2 separate regions of the Homo sapiens genome follow, and region 1 is linked to region 2. Evidence: chromatin contacts called from ENCODE Hi-C data. All regions are on one chromosome and are shown on one strand. Each heading gives the region's core, a stretch centred on a gene start or an enhancer-like site at or near the end of the contact. The rest is flanking DNA. Distances are from core to core; before and after follow the strand shown.

What was found. Hi-C counts contacts between places; a loop is a spot of excess contacts on that map. Pooled maps may share reads with other maps.
Region 1: a map of gastrocnemius medialis shows a loop between it and region 2 (4-fold over the local background). The contact joins two enhancer-like sites. A Hi-C loop is called at or near these places in 14 of 168 maps with a recorded cell type or tissue (CD8-positive, alpha-beta T cell, DLD1, astrocyte of the cerebellum and 9 more) and 9 of 50 pooled maps.

What each region holds. Positions count from the first base shown.
Region 1 is chr17:15,410,108-15,413,486 of GRCh38, reverse strand. No RefSeq gene overlaps it. Among named protein-coding and RNA genes, the nearest start is that of CDRT4, 56 kb to the left of the region's middle. RefSeq lists an enhancer at 3,225-3,379. Within about 2 kb of position 1,729, at least 10 of the 41 ENCODE cell types and tissues checked have a DNase peak (open chromatin) inside an H3K27ac peak, as active enhancers do; they include gastrocnemius medialis and psoas muscle, where a contact is called at or near this core.
Region 2 is chr17:15,501,285-15,504,933 of GRCh38, reverse strand. The region is part of intron 4 of TVP23C-CDRT4 (TVP23C-CDRT4 readthrough); the gene reads left to right. It also overlaps a transcript of TVP23C not described here. Among named protein-coding and RNA genes, the nearest start is that of CDRT3, 32 kb to the right of the region's middle. Within about 2 kb of position 1,978, at least 19 of the 41 ENCODE cell types and tissues checked have a DNase peak (open chromatin) inside an H3K27ac peak, as active enhancers do; they include gastrocnemius medialis and psoas muscle, where a contact is called at or near this core.

The DNA.
Region 1 (3,379 bases), core at 480-2,979, 91 kb after region 2:
TGCTATTCTCATGAACCACATTCCCCTCAGTATTTCACTCCAGTAACTTGGGTTTTAATGCAAATCTTTTGCTGCACCTAAATGGCTAGAAGACATGGGAGCTCCTTCATCCGGATCAAAGCAGCATGTCCTTCCATGATAATGCAGTCCCTCCTCTCAACTTTCCTCAGGCCGAACCTCTCTGTGCCCCTTTGTCCAGCTGTCCATCTCCGCCCCACCCTTCAGCTAAGTGACTCTGCATGGCCTGAATGTACCTTTCATTCCTCAGTCTCTCCAGCTACAGACCGTTCCCTCAGAATCTGTAGCAGAGAACCCACGCTTTAAGGAGCAGATGTGTCCCCATGAGGGTTGGAGGAGTCCCCTAAGAAAATGAGTCCACGGCCCAATTCTGTCCAAGGGCAGGACGGGGCAGGAGCAGGAAGCTGTCTGCAGGACCATACACAGCGTCCTGGCCCACTTGTGGCCCTCCAGGGAAGCAGATTTAAAGCAACATCAGCTTCAAGGAAGGGGTTTGAACCCACCCATGAGTCTCTGCTCCCTCCTCAATCCCTACTGAATTCAGCAGAGAAACAGAAGCCTAGGACAAAACTCTGTGCTGGCTGAAAACAGGGAAGGGTGAAATCACCAAGCCTGAGTTCTGGGGAATTTCTGCAAATTCCTCAGATGAGGGCAGAATGGCCTGGACAGCTGCAAAGTGAGCACGTGTGAAAGAAAAGGGAGGGGCCCCCAGAGTGACCGCCAGTCACTCTGGGGCTGGCACCAAGGGTGTGCGCCGGCCATGGGGCTGTCAGTGCGCATGGTGGTGGAATTGTGTCTCCTCCACCCCAGATTGGCACGTGGAAGTCCGAACCCCCAGTACCTCAGAAGGTGACTTCATTTGGAGATAGGGTCTCTATAAATGTGATCAAGTTAAAGTGAGGTCATTGGGGTGGGCCTTAATCCAGTGTGACTGGTTTCAAACAAAGGGGAAATTTGGACACAGAGACAGACATACAGGGAGAAGGCCATGCCGTGATGAAGATGGATCCATACGCCCGGACAGGGGCCCGGAACAGCTCCTTCCCACAGTCCTTAGAAAGGACCTGCCCTGCCAGCATCTTGATCTTGGACTTCCAGCCTCCAGAATTGTGACACAGCCAATTTCTGTTGTTAAAGCCAGCCAGCTTGTGTCAGTTTTACAGCAGCCTTAGGAAACTAATCCAGATGGGTACCCTGGACCGGCACCCAGGATGCCAGTGACGTGGAAATACTGTTGCTGGGGCTCACGATGAGATGGTGGAGTCCCTGGAAAGGGGCTGCAGAAAACCAGTGAAGAACGACATTGCTCTTGAGGGCTGGGCCTCTGGTTTTTGTCTCCGGGGATGGATTAGTTGAGATGAGATTTTCAGCTGAAGCAAGAAGGCCCAGATTTAGTAGAATCACACTGGATTAGGGCCCATCCCAATGGCCCATCTGACTGCCCTTCACTGCTCAGCAAAGACAGGGTGGGGCTGTCTCCTGATCTTGCCAGATGAGGTGGAGTCCTAGGGAGTTCTCAGCTGACTGGATTTCCAATTTTGCAAAACAAAATTTCAGATCCAACTAAATTTGGGCCTTCTTGCTTCAGCTGTAAGTCTCATCTCAGCTAATCCATCCCCAGAGGTACAAACCAGAGCCCCAACCCTCAAGAGCAATGCCTGTCTTCACTGAAGGTTTTCTGGAGGAGGAGGCAAAGTGCGTGCTCTGCTACAGTTTCTTTTGATGAATGAGGTCTCCACTTCTTCCACTTCCCTTCTCTCCTCCTGCTCCAAAGGCCACAAGACAGAGCAATTGCTCAATGCCTTCTCTCTCTCTCTCTCTCCTCTCTACTTCTTTTCCCCCCTAAAATCCCAGCTGCACCTCTTCTGCCCTACTTTCCCTCCCCTTCTCTGTTCCAGCTCTGTCCACTTCCTTCCCCATTTTGTGTATTTCCCCCGTTTTTGCTAGCGTTATGCTCTTCCGTATGCAGATCAATTTAGCTTCTCTTTGCTTTTTCTAGTCTCTTCTGCAGCCTTTGTTTCAGTAAGAACAACAAAGGCAGCGCCAGGAATCAGCTGGACCAGACTAGAGAAGATTCCTTCCTCATTTTAAGGAGGAGGTTGCAAAGGCATCATTTTAAAAATATAAAATTATATTTATGTATGTATGTTTTTTAGTCCCGGTCACATAGGAAAAATATAAACTTTACCTTTTCTCTTTGTTTAGGCCTAAAATGTTCCTGTACAGAAGGCTTTAGTCTCAGAAAAAACTTTGAGTTCCCCAACCAGAAACATATAAACCTCTTTATTTTTATTTATTTATATTATTTTAGACAATATTTCGCTCTGTCACCCAGGCTGGAGTGCAGTGGCGTGATCACGGCTCACAGCAGCCTCGACCTCCCAAGCTCAAGTGATCTTCCCACCCTAGCCTCCCGAGTAGCTGTGACTACAGGCATGCACCACCATGTGCAGCTATTTTTTTTTTTTTTTTGGTCGAGACGGGGTCTTGATGTGTTGACCAGGGTGGTCTCGAACTCAAGTGATCCTCCTGCCTCAGCCTCCCAAAAGTGCTAGGATTACAGGCATGAGCCACTCCACCCAGCCGTAAACCTCTTTAAATGGCTACCAAACTTAACTACCATCTTCTCTCAATGCCACTGTTTCCTTTACAACATTTTCCGTTTTTGATTTAACATATAATATGTGTTTCCTTTAGAAAAAATGCACAGAGAAGCTAAAAGAAAAGAAAATTAATTCCACTACTTAGAGATCATCACTGCTAACACCTTGGTATATATCCTTTTAGATTTTGTTTTATTGAAATATACACATGAATATATATTAATCTGCCCAAGAATATATATTTATAAAAGTGGGATTAAACACATACTATTTACATATTTATGAAAATGGAATGAAATACATACTCCTTCATAAGCCCTGCCGTCTTTCCACATCAACACATTTATTTAAAGCATCATTTTCAGTGGCTGCCCAAGTCATGGTGGAGGATCAGAGGCAAATCCTCTTCTTGATGAGGATGAGGAGTGAGGATAGGAGAAGGAATTAGAATCCGTGGCATTGCCAAGCCTGGATGCGCAGGTGCTCATGAAATAATTGTTGATGGATTAAGCAAAACATTAAAGGAAGATTTCTCAAAGAGGACAGCTAATTTATTCGGGATGAATTATAACTTTTTTAATAGAAGGATTTTAGATCGTGGGAGAGTTGGCCTGAACTGCCTTGAAGCATAATATTTCCCAGCAACTCTGCTCACTCAGGCATGCAGACTCATTTTAAATTTGAGTTTAAAAGTCCTACATCTAACGGCCAGCTGCCAGAACTCACTAATGAGGGTGTCCGTGAATCTGGAGGGCCTC
Region 2 (3,649 bases), core at 729-3,228:
TCCAAGTTTTGGTCCCTCAAGAAGCCCCTGAAGGTCAGAGGGAGGGGAGGAAAATACCTTCTTGATGCACCAGAAATCACCTTATAAACCTCATCCTCCGTGGAGCACAGTGGCTCACACCTGTAATCTCAGCACTTTGGGAGGCTGAGGAGAGAGGATCATTTGAGGCTAGGGGTTTGAGACCAAGCTGGGCCAAATAGTGAGACCTTGTCTCTACAAAAAAATTTTAAAAATGTGCTGGGCATGGTGGTGCGTGCCTGTAGTCCCAGCTTGAGCCCAGGAAGTTGTGGCTTCAGTGAGCTGTGATCACCCCACTGCACTCTAGCCTGGGCCAAAGCACGAGACCCTGTCTCTTAAAAAAAAATTGTCTTTATTAAAATGATTCTCAGTATCCTTCATGCTACTGCAGCTGATTTCCAAAGCTGCCTCATCTTCCGCGCTCTCAACTCTTAATAAACCCATCCAAAGCGCAGCTCTTCTCTTCCAGCAACTCCTTATTTTTATGTTCATATCCAAGTAAATCTTAGCCTTGTCCAGAAGCAAAAGCCCCATGACCACGACTTCAATTCTGCCTCTCTTTTCTGGCCACTGCCTCTGTGTCACCAAACCCCAGGGACAAATTGGCAAAGACAAAGGTGGCTCTGAGAGGAAAAGGGAGGGAGAAAGGGTGTGAAACCCCACACATCATAGTCTTGTTCCTGTTGAAAATGCAGGAATATAAAGCCCAGTACCAGAGCTTCCCATTATTCAGGCCTAGGCTCCTGGTTCCTGGGCTGTCTAGTGGGTGAGGGCCCAGGGCCTGGAGGTGTTTCAGGATCCTCAGGCCTGATTTGGTGGACAGGACCATGTTCAGGGGAAAATGTGGGGATAGGGCTGCATGCTTGCTCTCAGGAGACTGGGCTCTTTTTTCTGAGTGTCCCTGAGAAACCATCCTTAGGTATTGGTACTACTCACAGGGTTGTGCCTAGCTTCCTGGCTTTGGAACTTCATTCACTTCCTCCCACCCTTCCCAGCCCTTCCATTCCCCCTCCCAAAAGGCTGACACCCACTCCTCCTAGAACCCTACCATAACTCACCATCCTACAAGAGCTTCCTTCTGTTTGGGATAGAACTTCGGTGGCCTGCATGCTAGCCATGAAGCCTTACGATGGCCTTTTCCTAACCATAACAACCACTTATTTCCACTTCATTTACTTTACATTTCCCTCTCCTCATAAGATTTCAGCAAACCATATACTTATAAGTCAACTTGCACAGAATCTCCTGCTAGCTTATTTTGGTGAACACAAAACTGAATGCAAAAATCCCCATCCTTCAAAGAATTTGACATTCTAATGTCACCAATTTTTCGACATGCTAATGCCAGCAATTTTTTTTGAAAGTTGAAATAGAACATAATAAGGCAACAAAACGAGACTAAGAGGGTTCTGCACCGTGTTCCAACAATCTTCAGTCCCCTTCACTGTTCATGTCTAAGCACTGAGGCGTTCTAAAGCAGGTCACCTTTTGCCTCAAGGACTTTTCTTGAAATATCATGGTCTTGCTCTGTCGCCCAGGCTGGAGTGCAGTGGCGTGGTCACAGCTCATTGCAGCTTCGACTTCCTGGGCTGAAGCGATCCTCCCATCTCGGCCTGTCAAGTAGCTGGAACCACAGGCGCGCCACTACACCTGGCTAATTTATTTTTATTTTATTTTTTGTAGAGACGGTCTCGCCACATTGCCCAGACTGGTCTGAAAGTCTTGGGCTCAAGAGATCCTCCCGCTTCCGCCTTCCAAAGCGCTGGGATAACAGGCGTGAGCCGCTGCCCGGGCCATCCCTCGAGGAAGTTTCATCAGGTAGACATTAATTCTTTCACGAGGATCACGGATCGAGCTCTTTACTGGAAACCTGCGCCCCGCCTTAGTTCTCCACCTCTTCGTGCGGCTCCAGGCAACTGCCAACAGATGGCGCCCGCCCGCCTATTTCTCTCCTTGCGGCTTTGGGCCTGGAGGGGAGGTGGGGAGAGTCCCAATAGCAGAGGAACTGGTGAGCCCGGGCCAAAATTTCATCTGGCATCCGGAATGCATTAAAAACAACCCACAAATCTGAAGCTCCTCGCAGGAGAGAGAGAGAGAGAGAGAGAGGAGAGAGAGGAGAGAGGAGAGAGGGAGGGAAGAGAGTGACGGAGAAGGAGAGAAAGAGACGGGAGAGAGGAGAGAGAAAGAGAGAGAGAGGAGAGAGAGAAAGAACGAACGAACAGGGAACTTGTAAAACTAAGGGGAAAAGGGCAGAAGAGAGGCAGCAGCGTGGTCCCTGCAAGCGTCCGCTTTCCTGGCCAAGCAGCCCCCAGCACGCCTGCTTTGTGGGGCAGGGCCATGCGGCCCCGAGGAAGGATGCGGTGAGCCAGAGGGTTCCAGACAAAGGAGGGGATCCCCAAGGCTCTGGGCCAGCCAGTCCCTGTTTTACTGGCACCACGGTCCCTCCTAGGCGAGGACGAAGAGGGAAGGGGTGGAGACCTCCACCTTCTCTGCGTGTGGCTGCGTCCCTTTACAGAATGACAGGCCCTTACTTCCGAGGGCGGGGACTAATGTGTAAGGCTTAACAGATCCAATTCCAGAAATTATCTGTGTTTTTTTCAATCACCCTCTTGTGCCCCCCCACCCCCCATTAAATTTCATCTTTTATCTTTTTTTGGGCCTTCGTAATGAAAAGTGGTTTTAAAGGTTGACCAGTTTTACTACTTAGTGCCTAACAGGCTGAGTGATTATACCGTTGAAGGAGGTCACAGCGGGAAGGACATGGAGAGAGATGGGGGGTCTGAGGCCTGGGGAGTGAGGTCTGGTTCCCTCTCCTCCCCTTGGAGCCAGAGGGCACCTTCGTGACTAAGAAGGGAGAGGATCTGGCCTTGTGCAGCTCTGCCCACTGAGAGGTAACACCTGTTCTCCAGCTGGGTGGCAGCTCCCTGAATCAGGCCAGTTTGTACTTTTTCACCTAACTCACATGATTTCCACTTCAGTCGCACTACCGCTGGCTGCCCCATTGTGGACAGCTTCATTAACCTCCGTTGCTCCTAAAGGCAGTCTTTTGATGGAAATGAGTGGCGGAAAAGGCTGAGAGCAACCAGGCCAGGCTCAGCCCACTTACTTACTATAGTTAGCCTCTCTGTTATGCCTCACTTACCCCAAGGACTCTCTGAGGAGTGGCCATTAGTCCTACAGCTCCTGAGTGCATATTGTGGCCAGTCCCACAAATGTGAAGTTCTCTTCTTTCCTCCGTGAGTCGTTGGGTCAAATAGAACTCTTGTTAATAGCTCACCAAGTCAGTTAAAGATTGGGAAGGTGGGCATTGTGAATTTGGGATTAAATAATGTCCAGGTGGTTAGAATGGACTTAAAGAGAAATAGAGAGGAAAAGGATCTAGTGGTCATAGTGAATCCCAAGTTGAAATGAGTCAACAGGAAGGGACAGTGATGAACAGGAAGGGACAGTGGGAAAACCCTGACAGAAATGCTTTAGCTACATCCTGTACCTTCCCACTTTTATTAGAAGATGCTTGATTTTTGTTCTAAGAAGGGAAATATGTATTCTAGGTTCAACAAGTTATAAATTCCTTAAGGGCAGACATCTTTTGCATCTCTCACCAGGTTTAAAAATTAATAATTGTGGCCAG